Linked DNA regions of Mus musculus: region 2 is linked to region 1. A link is a loop called in an ENCODE intact Hi-C map of the cell type or tissue named here. Cell type or tissue: left cerebral cortex. All regions are shown on one strand.

Region 1 (8,000 bases):
GAATACACAGACATGTAAATATGCACTTACACACATGCTCCAACATGTTCAACACACAGGTCCATGCATGCTGCACAAATAGCCATCTTAATGGATGTGAGTGGTATAGACTTCGCAGTTTTAAAGCATACTGGTGACCACAGTTTCACCAGACAAAACGTTGGCCACAGCAAAGAACCAAATCACCCACAGGCAAAGATATTTACTTGCTTGTGGGTGGCCACGTTGGCTGGGCCAGGGTGTTAAGGCATTTCCTGCTGTTACCCACTGCCTTTCTCACACTGGCTCCTCAGACTTCCATCCCCTGGGATGGCAGTTCTCACGAGCCACGTGCTAGGGTGGACCCTGGGTTCTTGGACCATTCAAGCCCAGGTTCTCACATGTGTGGACTGAGGGCTCCACGTTCTGGTTAAGTGACTTCCTGCAAACACAGAGCCTCTCACATTCTTGCTTTCATGGATTGAAGACACAGAGGCTCTTGGCTCTGCAGTCAGGTCAGAATAATGTTTGACTCAGGTGGTCTCTGTGCAGAATGATAAAAGACCAAGACAACTGGTTGATGCCACAGACTGTGGGTCTTTGGATTTTTGTCCCTAAGCAGCAAAACATGTGACCTAACTCACTATCCCAACACATGAAGCAAGTGTGAGGAGGCTGCCTCTTGTGGGGTTAGAGTAGAGGGCTGGAAGCGCTCTTGGGCTCTGCTGAGTGTGCCCTATTCGCTTGCAAGCATATGGTAAAACCACCAACTAAATGCCAGGTAGCAGGAGGTCCAGGTTTCCTGGCCATGAGCATCCCTTGGCACTCACTCTGATTTTCACTGCCCACAGGATACTCACTGTTACCATCTTGGCACTCTGGCTTCCACATCCTGGGAATGCACAGGTAAGGCTTCAAGTTGTCCAGGAGCATGTCACAAAGCTAGGGGAGAGTGTCCAGCCATGCATTTTAGGGTCCCAGGGTTATGGGAATGGGAGGTACTCTGCAGTTCACTTACTACCCTCCATACAAACATATCATAGTGAAGGCTCTAAGAGATGGAGGTTGGCCCAGGGTGATATAGGTTTCAAGTGGCAAGGTTGGAATTGGATCTCAGCATCCTGGCTCCAAACCTTGGTGTCCCTCAGGGAAACTCACTAACTTAAATGGTAGTTCAATGTGGTGCTTCTGGTCAGGGAGTTCTCCACCCAGGATGCTTACAAAAGGCCCCCACGGCTAGGTCAGTGTGTGTTTACAGCCATACAATGCCCAGTGAAAGAGATAGGAAGGAGAAGGTTGGTTATCTGGAGCTGGGGGGGGGGCGTGGGGGGTATCCATTCACCTGGGAGGAGTGTGCAAGGGGCAATATCTCATTTTTAAAGTTATAGGGAGGGTTGTGCTAGGTGTGTCAGCCCCAAGTAATATGGTAGGGTTCCTCTAGATTGGTGGTTCTCAACCTGTGGATTGCAACCAGTTCTCAATCCCTTTGTGGGTGGGGTCGAACAACCCTTTCACAGGGGTCACCTAAGACTATCAGAAAGCACAGATTTTTACATCACAATACATACCAGTGGCAAAATGATAGTTATGAAGTAGCAATGAAGTAATTTTATGGTTGGGGGTCACTACAACGTGAGGAATTTTATTAAAGGGTCGCAGCGTTACAAAGGCTGAGAAACACTGTTCTAGATGGCTCAGAGAGGCCCTTCTGTGTGGCCCTTCTCATGGAGAGAAAATAAAGACAGCCTCATTTCTGAGTAAGGCCGAGGGCTGCAGGTGAGGAAGGGTAGGCGCCTGCCCATCATGCATAAGGCTATAAGTTTCATACCTAGCACTGAGAAAACTATGCTGGGGTGGAACAGGGGGAAGAGCTGTGAAGTACGTCCAAAGGCCATTAGACACACTCAGACCATTGGAGACAGGAAGGATTTGAGAGGAATGTATAAGAATTTTAGATCTCAGAGGGACCTTGGCATCCTGTAATCTAGTCCCAAGAGTTATAGACAAAGACATCTAGTCCTGAAGCAGATAGTGGTCATAGATAAAGGTAATTAGTATAGGCATTTATAGTAACATAGTTCCTCTTTGTAACTACTTAAAACTAAGTAACAGTACCCCATTTTATAGATAGAGAAACTGAGGCAAAGGGAAGGATGAGGAGAAGTAAGGACTCTAGTGAGAATTAGAAACCAGGTAAACAAGTGGCTTGAGCCCATTCTGTCCCAGCACTGAGGTCGAGAACAGGACTGAAACCTGATCTCCTGGGGTCTGTGGTATAGACTCCTGCTTCTTCTGGGTCCTTTGTCCTGAGGCTCTAAGGCTTGGAACTCTCAGCAGTAGCACAGGCCAGGCTCACAAATCACCCCATGGCTCAGGGAAGCCTGGCCTTGAGGCTGGAGGAGGGGCCTGGTGACAGGTGTACCACAATCCTAGACACTGAACTCATTCCTGTGTCAGCCTCCAGGCACCGCAAGGGGCTCTCAAACACCCAGATCAGGTGTTTAAAAGTTCACAGTCAAGGCTGGAGAGATGGCTCAGCCCACGGCCCAAAACACAAAAGTTCACAGCACTTAGGAAACGGGCGGGAAGACTAGTTCCAGGCCAGCCTGGACTACACAATGAGATTTTTGTCTTGATGTCAAAACAAAATTTAACCAGATTAAACAAAAAACAACCCTGCATGTACAGTTATAGCTCAGGTTACATGTAAAATCACAACTGTCACCAATGGCCAAAATGTGTCACTGCCTTGCTGACATTGAAACGAAGGAAAAAAACCCATCTCCTTTGCTTAGAAAATGGGCCACATCTGCCGTGTAGCTTTTGCTTTATGATATAACTGAGAGCAGGGGGGGGGCATATCGTAGTGATTGAAGCATTTGTTTGGGGGTCTGTGAAGGGGAGATGGATAGAGCTGGGGGAGTCTCCTTCCTTGGAAGTGGGGCTGTTGCACTGTGGCTTTTATTGCTCCTCATCACGTGGGCATGGCAAAACCCATACGTCCTGACACTGTGGGTCATGAGGCACTGGTGTAGGGTGTTACAAAAAAAAAAAAAACAAAAAACCACTAAGTGTGCAATGATTGTAAGAAAACATTTCCAAATAGAAACCTATCCCACATGTGGGTGTTACATCCCTCCATCCCCCACCCCTCCTTTACTCCAAAATGCTCTGTGATGCTTTTATAGTGACAAAGAATGCTAGGCAAGTGACCTGACTTATTTCTTCTCTCTCCTCTACAGCAGCAGTGCACAAACGGCTTTGACCTGGACCGCCAGTCAGGACAGTGTCTAGGTATGTGATGCTGACGGTCCTTTTTTAGGTGTGGTCATTTGGCGGTAGCTCAATTGCTAGGATGTTTCTGCCATAGCTGTGGCTCAGTGTCGTCGAAGCTTCATTTACCTTCTCCATGGAAGAACACAGAGGTGGGATGACCAAGCCAATGAGACCCTTGTTGCTTATGTTCTTTGTGCTAAGAGCTGATCAGGGTCAAAGAATCACCTCTCTCCTCAACAAGCATTTCTGTTGGATCTGTTCCCTAGCACTGCCTCCACAAGGTTTCATAAGAATAGTAGCTTAAATGTTGCTTATTTTGCACCCCATAGCTCTCTGGGTCAGAGGCCCAACACCTGTCTACCAGGCTAATAGCAGAGTGTTGGCCGGGCTGTGTTTCTCTGGGGTTCAGAGAGAGAGAGAGAGAGAGAGAGAGAGAGAGAGCATCTTTTCTTCTCACGGGAGAAGTTTTTGGGATCCACCCTCCTGAAGTTATAGGTTGTAGGTCCTCCATCCTTGCTGGTTGTTTGGCGAGGCCCTCCCAGCTTCTAGAAACTGTGTTCACCCCTTGGTTGGTAGCCTGTGACATTCACAATTATCGGTCCCTTCTTACATTGTAATTCCTCTACGTCTCTCCTACCTTTTCTATTTTCAACCACTCACCCAACTACACTGGGTGTCCCATAGCGTAACCTAGGATGGATGCTCCCATCTTAAAGCCAGCTGATTGGTAACCTGAATGGAATCAGCCCTGAGACCTAAGGGCTTCCCAGGTTCCAGGGATGAGGAAGTCCTTTCTCACAGCACGCCATCTAGTGGAGAAAAACTTAGACACAGTGAATGCTGTGAAGTTGGTGGAATAAGGTCGAGTGGAGATAACTTCAGTGGGCCCCGAAAAGGCAGAGAAGAGAGGGAACCTTTATGTCCAGACTCAGCCAAGAGTCAGGCCCAGTTTGAGTTGGATATTGAAGGATGGCTAGGATCCTGAAGATCTCAAACACAGTGGAAGGAACAGCATAGACAAAGATCAGGGGTGAAAAGGAAGCGCAGGCATGGCATGCCGAGGGTGGGGCACTCGGAGGGGATAAGGCTTGGCTGCCCCACATTGGGGGCAATGTTCCCAATGTGGGAATAGCTAAATTCTTAATTAGTTTTAATTTAGGTCAAGTCATGTTTCTGTCCCGAGTCACATCAACTGAGACTAAGAAGGGAGAGAGTTGGTTGAAAAGGATGAATTAAACCTTGAAGACTCGGGCTCATTCTTGGATTTACAGTACAAAACTCTTTGGTTCAAGGATGCACTACAGGGTAAAGAGGGCCGTGGCTTCTTTTCCAGTCCATGTGTTCCACTAGAGAAAAGTGAACCACAGCATTTGCAGTTCCCAAGCTGGGAGCTGGCATGCATTTCTCAGATGACATGATGGGCGAGCTGCCCAGGTCCAGGCATCCCTCCCCAGTCTCCAGTTCCACACAGAGCAAGAGCTGGTGGCAGGGCCCAGCTCCCAAAGCCAGGTCTGCTGCCCACTGGAGCCAGAGTTGGAACCTCTCTTGACTCCACCCTGACAAGGCTGATTTTTCTAGACAGACCACCACTCTCCTTCCAGTGTGAGCTGATCTCCAGCAGGGCTAGACACAGTCTTGTTTTGCTGGCATTGTGTGAGCCAGCTTGAAAGAAATTGCTCTGCTTTCTCAGCAAGTAACTAACTATGAGCCAAGCCTTGTCTTTCTGGGTGTAAAGGTCTCTTTCTTTCTTGCCCAGCTATTACTTTGAATAGAAGTGGTCCTGATCTCATGTTTTCAGAGTATAAGAAATGCACAGGAGAGTGAGTACGTGGCAGGCTTTTGCACTCACAGACACTCCCATCTATTTATTTTTACTTATGTAAATCAAGGGATTTTTAAAAAATTTGCTATATTCCTAAATGTTAAAGAATACATTTGCCCAGGTTTCAAATGTGGTATGAAGTCAACAATAGTGTAGGTTTCTGAGGGTGGGGTCATTTGTGATAAGAGGGCTTAAAGAGCTAATGTTTGGCAACCCAGGTCACTTGGAGTCAACTTGGCTAATGTTGGGGAGCATCAGACTGCAGTGAGTCAGGTGAAATGTTAGAGGGTCAGTCCCATCAATCTGCTCTGCTTCAATGTGCGCATGCCCAGTGTCATGGAGGGACCACTGAAATTTGTCCTTTCTGTGGCCTCTGCAGATATTGATGAATGCCGGACCATCCCTGAGGCTTGTCGTGGGGACATGATGTGTGTCAACCAGAATGGCGGGTATTTGTGCATCCCTCGAACCAACCCAGTGTATCGAGGGCCTTACTCAAATCCCTACTCTACATCCTACTCAGGCCCATACCCAGCAGCGGCCCCACCAGTACCAGCTTCCAACTACCCCACGATTTCAAGGCCTCTTGTCTGCCGCTTTGGGTATCAGATGGATGAAGGCAACCAGTGTGTGGGTGAGTAGCCCAGTAACTGTCCTCTTACATAGTGGACTTTCTCAAGAGTGCTGTCAGAATCTAATATGTGCTCCCAAATGGAACTACCTACCATGAAATATGTCAATCAGACAGTGGTCTGCTGTCTACAAATGATATAATGTTTTATTCTAGATATATTTCTGGGTCCTCTTCTGAATTATATAGAAATCCAGTTTGTTCTTTCTGTCATTTGATCAATCCATCCATTGTCTATCTATCAATCTACCTATCTATCTATCTATCTATCTATCTATCATCCATCCATCATCCATCCATCCACCCATCATCCATCCATCAGTCCATCCGTCCATCCGTCCATCCACCCATCTATCCATCCATCCATCCATCCATCCATCCATCCATCCATCCCATGGATCTCATTGGTGACCAACCTCATTTTTCTTAACTAAATAATGAATGCATCTAATCAGACTCAGGGCCAGTGCTCTGTCTTCTATGTATTGAATGGATTGAGTATTGCTGCGGAAAAGCCTTGAGAACCAACCCAAGATCTGATAAGGAAAGTGGGCTTCTTAGGTGGGAGCCAGTGTTCTTATGACTAAAGGGGCCTTGCTGATGGGGACTCTGGGGGGAAAAATAGGCACCATTATATCATAAGCCCCAAAGGAATTAGCAGTACCCTATAGAGCTTCAGGTTCTATTGGCCAGTGCTGCCTTGGAGAAGAGCTGCCTGGGGCCCTGCCCAGTCCTTTGGTAGTAGTTGGACTAAATTCCTGTAAGTGTCTCCAGCTTTAGAGGGTTACATCGAAGAGAGATGGACAGTGAAGCTCAAGCTCTTTTGACTGTGTATCCCCTCTGCCAAATCCTTTTAGACTTAGATCCCTACCATAGGCATATTTATACATGACACATGCATCCTGTTATATTCATGTGGATTGAGGAATATAAAGCACACATAAGAAATAGGAAACGTAAAAGAATGTAATAAAAAATAAATTCGAATTGAAATCCTAATATTTCCTTTCCATGGCCATCAGTCTAGTCAATAAGATTTTTGTGGGTTTCAGGGCTCTGAAGTATCTGACAGATAGAGACAGTGCTGATTATAATATAGAAGTATGTTCATGTGAATGAGTGTGTATTTACACTTAAAATATTCAAACAGTATGCAAATACATGCCCTTCAACACTACAGGGAAAATTGAATATATACCCGAGCTCATAATGCTTCATCATTACTGGTCTCAAAGGACCTGGTGTGTATGTTGGGGCACATATGCATGTGCTGACTTAGATTTACCTTAACTAAGAACATGCCAAGGGAAAATGTGCAACCCAGTCAAGCCTCATGCTCCTTAGCTTTGCGGGAGAGGACAGCATCATGCTTCCTTACGACACGTAGCAGAACAATAGGCCATTGTAACCAGAAGGAACTTCTTGGACGCTCTTTAGCTACAACCTCTGATTTTTTGGAAAAGTGAATGTGGACCCCAGCAAGCTAGGCCATTTCGCAGTTAGGATATGAGACCAGCCAACTGCTCCCATCTAGTAGAAAATAATGGTACCAAATAAGATGTAGTGTGTGTGTGTGTGTGTGTGTGTGTGTGTGTGTGTGTGTGTGATTGGTGGGGAGGGGGAGAGGGAGGGAAAGAGGGAGGAAGAGAGAGGGAGAGAAAGGGAGAGGGAGAGGAAGAGAGAGAATGTGGGGAGGGAAAGGGAGGGAAAGAGGGAGGAAGAGAAGGAGGGAGAGAAGGAGGGAGAGGGAGAGGATACTGGAGGGCAGATGAGCTGAGTAAAGGCAGTAGAGGCTCAGGCTGTTGGAAAAGGCTCTCATCTTGTCCTAGAATAGGATCGTTCTTGGGCTATCTCACTCAGCCCTTCCATTGAACGTTTGGCCATCCACTGCCTTAGAGCTTCCTGGATGCCCTCCCTCATCCTACACACCTCCTTCCAGGGACTTGAGGCTCTTGGCACTGAAGACATTCTGGGAAGCCTATTCATCTGGTGACCCCTCTGACGTCATACCACTTGTGGTTCTGAACCTGTTACATAGACATGTGGAGCCTTTAATAATGGCCCCTTTGTAAGCCCAGTACAATCTAGGAACCCCAGCAAGGACTGGCACCAGGCCCATCCATTTCCAAAATGTCTAGTATTATGCATTCATAATTCCTGAGTTCTTCTGACTTCCCTTCACTCCACCCCACCGTTTCCTGCCTTACCAGGGCTGAGGCCCCTATGGGCATTGTGAGAGGTGGTGGCAGGGGGCCAGAGCAGGCTGGGAAGGGCAGCTCTCTAACCAATGTT
Region 2 (8,000 bases), 150 kb before region 1:
ACAAACAAACATGGTCATTGACAATGCCATGAACTGGACATATTATGGTGGATCAATTCATAGTTCTGGGGAATGGACTACACAAGAGTCCAGATGGTTTGAACTTAGCAGTGGGCATATAACAGGGGGAGAGGGTGTGGGAGATAGATACACAGTATGTAAGACTGGAGTGAAGGGCAAAGTGTTAACAATTACAGGAAGGGAATCACAAACGAGTCTCCAGCTCTATTACTATCACCTAAATTGTGTCATCTCCAAAGTTTACAGGTTGAAAGGTGTATTAGCATTAAGAGGATATGACTGTGTCCTGGTCATGAGAGTATAGCTGTCCCCTACAAGAGAAGCACATGCTCTTAACCATGGAGCCATCTCTCCAGCCCTCCAGTTACCCTTTAAATAAGTGTATCCCTATAAAGGAGGCTGAAGGGAGCTTGCTGGTCCTCTTTACTCTTCTGCCACATAAGGACACACAAAAGGCACATCAATGAAAAAAAAAAAAACTCTCCTGAGACATTTGGTCTGCTTTAGCCTTCACCTTGGACTCCCCAGACTCCATAACTGAGCATTTAATCTCTGATGGTAATTTACCCTGTGCAGCCACTTATAGTAGCCCAGCTTCATATACTCACTTGAACAATTACATCTTAAAAAAAAATCAAAACACTAGTAAACACTGCATTTTCTTGTTAGGAGGCTGTATTTTCCTGGTTAAGCCACAATTCCTTAAGCACATAGGCTATCCCCATGTTGTGTGACACTGTTCCTGGAGAACTGTGAACATCTACCCAGAGAACTGATACCACCAAAGTCCAACTTGGTGAACCAATCAGTTTTATTGAGATTACTAACTGGAGCAGAAATGACACCAAAGCCCACTCCAGCAAGTCAACAGCTCACAAAATCTGGAAACATGGGTCACACTACATACCTTGCAGATAGCTTAACAGAGTGAAATGTCCCTTACAGGCAATGTGGCTCATCTTTGCAGGCAGTTCAGTTGATGTGAGCCTCTTCTAGGCAACTCTGCTTCTTGGAGAGTGTCTCTCAGTAGTCCTACTGTTTATGTATGCTTGGGGAAGGAGGAGCCTAGTGAATCTTGTCAGTTTCAGGGACTTCCTGAAGCCTCCTAGTTGTTTACTTTCTGAGCTAAAGACACCCTTCTGTAAGACTAAATGTTCTCCCTGTTCTTAGAATATTCTATGACCTCACTAGCTTCCTTGCATGATGGACTTCATCTCCCTTTAGAATATCCTTTGTGGTAAAGAGCTTCCCTCCAATAAGGACAGCTCTACCTTTTGTTTTATCTCAAGAGGAAACTGCATACAAAATAGTCAACAAATGATATGGCAGCTCCTTGAATTAGCTAGCTGGTTGTCACTGGCAGTCTTTATTTTCTTGCCTCTCACTTCCTTTCTTTTCTTGAACTTGTCTCACAAAAATGATCTCAACAACAAAACTGAGCAGTTTCTTTTGAGTCTTTCTGCCCCTGGACTTCCTGGGAGCATGTGACACGGACTTGTCCTTGAAGCATTCCCCCGTGGGCCTTCCACTTCAGTACACTCAGCAGCATTTGCACCCTTTGTGCCTACTGCTCTATCTTCAGGGCTTAGCTCTCCATCCTCTTTTCAATCTCTTCCTTTTCTCTAAGATTATACTCAGCGTTTATGGTTTTAGTTACCTTGTGTTTTAAATTTGTTTCTTTATATTTCATGTGTAGGGGTGCTTGCCTGCGTGACTGTCTGAGCATCCCTGTGCATCCCAGGTACATTGCAGAAGCAACAGATCCCCTGAGTCTCGAGTTACCAACTGCTGTGAGCCTTTATGTGGGTTCTGAGAATCAAACCCAGGTCCTGTACAAGAGAAGCAGCAAATGCTCTTAAGGACACACCCATCTCTCCAGCCCTTCTAAACAGCAATGACTCTCACCTCACAGCTTAAAACAGCTTCTGAAAACTCCAGGCCTGTCATCTATCACTCTACAGAAGGACTGTCTTAGTTAGGGTTTTACTGCTGTGAACAGACACCATGAACAAGGCAAGTCTTATAAAAAAAACAACATTTAATTGGGGCTAGCTTACAGGTTCAGAGGTTCAGTCCATTATCGTCAAGGTGGGAGCATGGCAGCATCCAGGCTGTCATGGCGCAGGCAGAGCTGAGAGTTCTAAGTCTTCATCCAAAGACTGCTAGTGGAAGACTGACTTCCAGGCAACTGGGGTGAGAGTCTTAAGCCCACACCCACCGTGACACACCTACTCCAGCCAGGTCATACCTATTCCAACAAGGCCACACTTCCAAATGGTGCCACTCCCTGGTCCAAGAATATACAAACCATCATAAGTACCTTTAGTTGCAGAGATATTTAAGCTCAGTATTTTCTAAATTAAAAGCCTTTTCTTCTCTTCCCAAGACCCTACTCATTCTGTAAAGTATTTCTGGTTGGAGTATCACTTCTGCTTTACATGGTACCTAGAGCAGAAACCCACAAGTCTTTCCTAACAATACCCCCATCCCACCCCAGTCCCTCATCAAAGTCTTCTGTTTCCTAAAGCTTCAAAGTGGTCTCTCTCCATTCTCAAATCACTACTGGAGTCCTGACCACCAGAGTCTCTTCATTTCTCCCCAAATGCCTTTCAAGTATTGTTCCCCAGTGATCCTCTAAAATCCTAATTTGACCCCATGTCTCTAGTTTTAAAAATCTTTAACCGCCTGTAGCTTTTTTTTTTTTTTTTTTTTTCCCGGTAGGGAGGTGGTGGACAGGGTCCTCCTATGTAACCCTGGCTACAGGCTGGCATAGAGCAGCTGTCCTCCAACACAACATATGCCTTCCTTACCTTCAGGTACAATGAGCCTTTAGGAGACTGGGCCTTTGCTACATTGAAGAACCTAAAATGGTTCCACCATACAAGATACAACGCCCAATACAACGCTTAATCTTTGTCAATCCCCCCCTCCCCACCCCCATCCCCTGCGCGAGCCACTCAATATTTTGCTGGATTTTTCACTTCCTCACCAACGCTTCCTCCTTCAGAGATGGCGTATTTACCCCAGGACCTGATATTCATTCCAACAGCCAACTATGTTGGACAGTGTGCTGTGCTAATTTCTTCGTACCTACATTTCTTTATTTGTATAATATTACAAAAGACACACACACATCAAAAAATGCCGTATTAAATTGCGCTTACAACTGGACTATTCTAAGTCAGTCCTAACTAAACATTAGCTATAGTTTTTACACAAATATTAGGTATGTGGAGAATGCCTCTTCTGGAATGAAGTCTTCAGTGGGAGAGGAGTTGCTCACATAAAGATGAGGAGAAAGGACCAAAGAAGGTGGAGATGGAAAAAAAAAAAAAAAAGAAAAAAAAGAACCTAAAACTTGGCTGCGAGGATTCTCTTCTAGAACCCTAGAATCACAAGATTGTCCCGCGTAGAGAAGTTCCTCCGCACAGCAGGCGGCGCCGCAGCATCACGCTTGCCGCGGGGAGGACCAACGCCGCCCAGGTCACGTGTCCCGTGCTCCCGGGTTCGCGTGCCTCGTGACGTGCGCCCGCAGTAGTGATTGGTTGGCGAGAGGCACGTGGCTAGGGCGGGGCGGACCGGGGCTGAGGGGTGGGGCCGGGGGCGGAGCTGCTGGAGGGGGCTGCTCCGCGCCGGGGCCGTTGGCTCCAGACAAATAAACATGGAGTCCATCTTCCACGAGAAAGTGAGTGTGGGCGTTCGGTGGGGAGCCGTCCTCGGCTCGGCGGCGGGCGTGGGGAGCAGCGACGCCGCTTCAGGAACTCAGGCGGGGCCCGAGCGCCCCCATCCCGACCTGGCTGGGTGAGGGGTGCTTCCTGCCTTCTCCCCATGGCTCCGCTCGTGAAGCCTCCCGCATGCGTTCCCGGCACCCTCGCCCTAGAAGACCGGGCGGGTAGCCTGGGCATTTCGGGGGGCTTCACCCGGAGGATTAGCGCGGGCGTTCCTTGTCCACTTGCCACACCTTTTCGGGTTTCTTCTCTCTTCTCTCTTAGGGTCTAGTCTAGCGAGTCGCCTTTTCAGCACCTGGCGGACCCTTCCCAACTCCACCCACGCCCCCTAACCTGTCCTCTGGCAGATCCAACTTTCTCTCTCAACTCAGTTCTATAATGGAATGCTCCATGCATTTAGATCTTGATTATCCATCCCACGTCTTTCTGCAGTTGTGACCGTGGCTTTCCCATTAAAGGGCCTGACACTTCGGAAGTAAAGTAGGAAACCCCGGAGGGAAGTCGTCATAAGAGTTTTTATTACGGGGATGTTTGGGTTGTTCTCCCATTTTTCCGGACCAGGAGGCCAGCTTTGTTTTTAGGTATTATGGATAGATTAGAATCGTTCTACTGTGTGATTTGGCTTAGTCTCTTCCTCACCTTAATTCCTAAGTGACTACGCTTAAAAGTATTGCTGTGACATCTTGAGAAACTGGTCTATGTTCGCATACAATTATCAAGTCATTTGGGTGTTTCTCGGACAACCATGTTTCATAATCATTTTAGGTTTGGAGAGGGTTGCTAGTTGAGACTATTATTTCGTTGGGAGCAAAGGCCTTTGTTTTTATCACTTGTAAAGGAGCATTGACTCATAGTGTTTAAAATCCACGCACAACAAAAAGACAAAAATGATGTGAATCTAAGGACGTTGTTAAATGAAGTGCTCTTAAGAAGACATTTTGAGTGTTTTGGAACTGGAACAAGTTAGTTTGTGACAGGATTTCTTGTAGCCCAAGTTGGCTCCAGACTCCCATCGTCCTGTCTCTGCCTCCTGAGAGCTGGCTGGGATGATGGCCACGTGCTATGACTGAGTGAGCTCCCCCTCCCGGCCCCCTCCCCACATTCATTTGTAATTAATTTTCCAAAGGTTTTGGAATAAGACCCATTTTAAACATGTTATATTTTGAACACTGTATACACTGCTTCATGAGACTCTTGCCATTCATTCTATTTAAAAAAAAAAGTTACTGTTTGTGTGTATGTGCTGGTGTGGAGGTCAGGGAGGACTTTATAAAGTTCTCTCTTCCCAACTTGGTGTGAGTTCCGGGTGTCTCAGGCTCTTAGCAAGCCCGTTTACTCACTGAGTCATCTCTAGGGTGAATGAAAAAAGAAATGGGAAGGACATGACTTTTCCTAGGGATGGCGGAGGAGAAGGTTTATTAAAGAGATTTGGGAGAGCAGAGCCAGGGGCAGACATATTTGGGAGAACCCAGAGTGGTCTTGACCCTGAGGGGAAGGGAGAAAAGGGAAGGAAATACAGCAGCCAGGAGCCAAAGTTGCAAACCATACAAAAAGAGGGTGGGTAACCAAAATGTATGGATTACATAGGCAAGAGCCACTAGGGGAAGGGCAGCATAGTCCATGCTCTGGAGAGTTCAGGGTAGAGGGCCGGGTATACCAGCCATACCCTGTAACAGGAGGGACTAAGGGATGCTGGGACAACCTGGAGGCCAGGTCCACTTCCATATGTTAAATAGGTACCTCAGCCACTAAGCCTGGGATTAAAACTTAACATAGGGCACTTAAACAATGCATTAAAAAATTATTTTTGGCCAGCAATGGTGGTATACCTGTTTTTGATATTTTATTTATTTACATTTTATTTATTTATTTTGGTTTTTCGAGACAGGGTTTCTCTGTATACCCTTGGCTGTCCTGGAACTCACTTTGTAGATCAGGCTGGCTTCGGACTCAGAAATCCGCCTGCCTCTGCCTCCTGAGTTCTGGGATCAAAGGTGCACGCTACCACGCCCAGCTATTTACATTTTAAATGTTATCCCATTTTCTGGTTCCTCTCTACAAACTCCCAATCCCATCCCCCCCCACCCTCTGCTTCTATGAGAGTACTTCCCCCCACCACTCCCGCCTACCCGCTCTGGCATTCCCCTACACTGGGGCATCAGGCCTTCACAGGACCAAGGGCCTCTCCTCCCATTGATGCCCTACAAGGCCATCCTCTGCTACAGCTGGAGCCATGGGTCGCTCCATGTGTACTCTTTGGTTGATGGTTTAGTCCTTGGGAGCTCTGGGTGTGGGTGTGGGGTCTGGTTGGTTCATATTGTTGTTCTTCCTATGGGGCTGCAGACCCCTTCAGCTTCTTCAGTCCTTTCTCTAGCTCCTCCACTGGGGACTCTGTGCTCAGTCCAATGGTTGGCTGTGAGCATCTGCTTCTGTATTTGTCAGGCACAGAGAGAGTTTTAAGATAGCCAGGGCTATCCAGAGAAACTCTGCCATTAAAATCCAAAAAAAAAAAAAAAAAAAAAAAGGTGTTTGCCAGGGTACTGTGTGCTCCTAGTGCCCACTAAAGCCAGAAGATCTGGAACTGGAGGAACTGGAGTTAAAGAGGCCACGTGAGCAGCCACGTGGGTGTGAGGAATTGAACCCAGGTCCTCTGGAAAAGCAGCCAATACTCTTTGTTTTGTTTTGTTTTTTGAGACAGGGTTTCTCTGTATAGCCCTGCCTGTCCTGGAACTCACTCTGTAGACCAGGCTGGCCTCAAACTCAGAAATCTGCCTGCCTCTGCCTCCCAAGTGCTGGGATTAAAGGTGTGCGCCACCACCGCCGGGCTAGCAGCGAGGACTCTTAACTGCTGAGCCATCTCTCCATCTCCCCCAATACCTTCTTGACAGTACTGTTTCTCATTGGAGCAGATTTCAGTGGAGGTGACTACTGAATTGGTATATGCAAAATGCTAGGCTTACAAAGTGCTTGTGAGTAAGCATGGAAGCCCGAGTTCAGATCCCAGTGTGTGTTGTATTCACCAATACTCGAGGCAGGGAATGGACAGACAAGTGGGTTTCTGGGTGCTGCCCCGTCAGTCAGTCCAGCTGAATGGTGAGCACTAGACTCCACTAGAAAGGTGGAGAGCAGCTGAGGAGGACATCTGACTTAGACCTTTAGCACATGTATGAATACATCTGCATGTACACATATACACAAGAACACATATGCAGACATGAGTGCACAGATACACATCTGCTTACCCAGAAGTCATTCAGTTATCAGCAGGTGTATATACTTAATAAATACTTGAGAAGTACCTTTGCCGTGTGTGTGTGTGTGTGTGTGTGTGTGTGTGTGTGTGTGTATGTGTATGGGGGTGCACATGTGCATATGCATTTAGAGGCAGGAAGACAACATTGGTGGTGTTCCTCACAAGTAGGTTAACTTAGGACTTCCAGGTATCTGCCCATTTTTACCTCTCCAGCGCTATAGTTACAGATGGGTACCGCCATGCATGGCTTTTTACATGAAGGTTCTGGGGATTAAGCTCAGATCCTAAGGCCAGTATGGCAAGCACCTTATTGATTGACTAAGCTCAGATCCTAAGGCTAGTATGGCAAGCACCTTATTGATTGACTAAGCTCAGATCCTGAGGCCAGTATGGCAAGCACCTTACTGATTGACTAAGCTCAGATCCTGAGGCCAGTATGGCAAGCACCTTATTGATTGACTAAGCTCAGATCCTAAGGCCAGTATGGCAAGCACCTTATTGATTGACTAAGCTCAGATCCTAAGGCCAGTATGGCAAGCACCTTATTGATTGACTAAGCTCAGCTCCTAAGGCCAGTATGGCAAGCACCTTATTGATTGACTAAGCTCAGATCCTAAGGCCAGTATGGCAAGCACCTTATTAATTGACTAAGCTCAGATCCTAAGGCCAGTATGGCAAGCACCTTATTGATTGACTAAGCTCAGATCCTAAGGCCAGTATGGCAAGCACCTTATTGATTGATTAAGCTCAGCTCCTAAGGCCAGTATGGCAAGCACCTTATTGATTGACTAAGCTCAGATCCTAAGGCCAGTATGGCAAGCACCTTATTGATTGACTAAGCTCAGATCCTAAGGCCAGTATGGCAAGCACCTTATTGATTGACTAAGCTCAGCTCCTAAGGCCAGTATGGCAAGCACCTTATTGATTGATTAAGCTCAGCTCCTAAGGCCAGTATGGCAAGCACCTTATTGATTGACTAAGCTCAGATCCTAAGGCCA

Evidence for each region. A loop is a pair of places that touch in the nucleus more often than their neighbours do. Peaks named below come from ENCODE experiments on the same cell type or tissue, not always from the same donor. Only the 100,000 strongest peaks of a DNase experiment are listed, where the experiment ranks them.
Region 2: a loop joins it to region 1, with 4 times the contacts of the local background. A loop is called at or near these places in 2 of 42 quality-filtered maps.

What each region holds. Positions count from the first base shown.
Region 1 is chr12:101,807,427-101,815,426 of GRCm38, reverse strand. It overlaps Fbln5 (fibulin 5), which reads left to right. Exons shown (of 11, transcript NM_011812.4): 2 at 831-885; 3 at 3,222-3,273; 4 at 5,457-5,711. Among named protein-coding and RNA genes, the nearest start is that of Fbln5, 7.7 kb to the left of the region's middle. In left cerebral cortex, a CTCF peak has its summit at 4,065 (motif pointing left); DNase peaks (open chromatin) are centred at 4,069 and 4,704.
Region 2 is chr12:101,953,840-101,961,839 of GRCm38, reverse strand. It overlaps Atxn3 (ataxin 3), which reads left to right and starts at 3,597. Exons shown (of 11, transcript NM_029705.3): 1 at 3,597-3,706. The coding sequence starts at 3,683. In left cerebral cortex, a CTCF peak has its summit at 3,456; a DNase peak (open chromatin) is centred at 3,531; H3K4me3 peaks cover 1,790 bases; H3K27ac peaks cover 1,112 bases.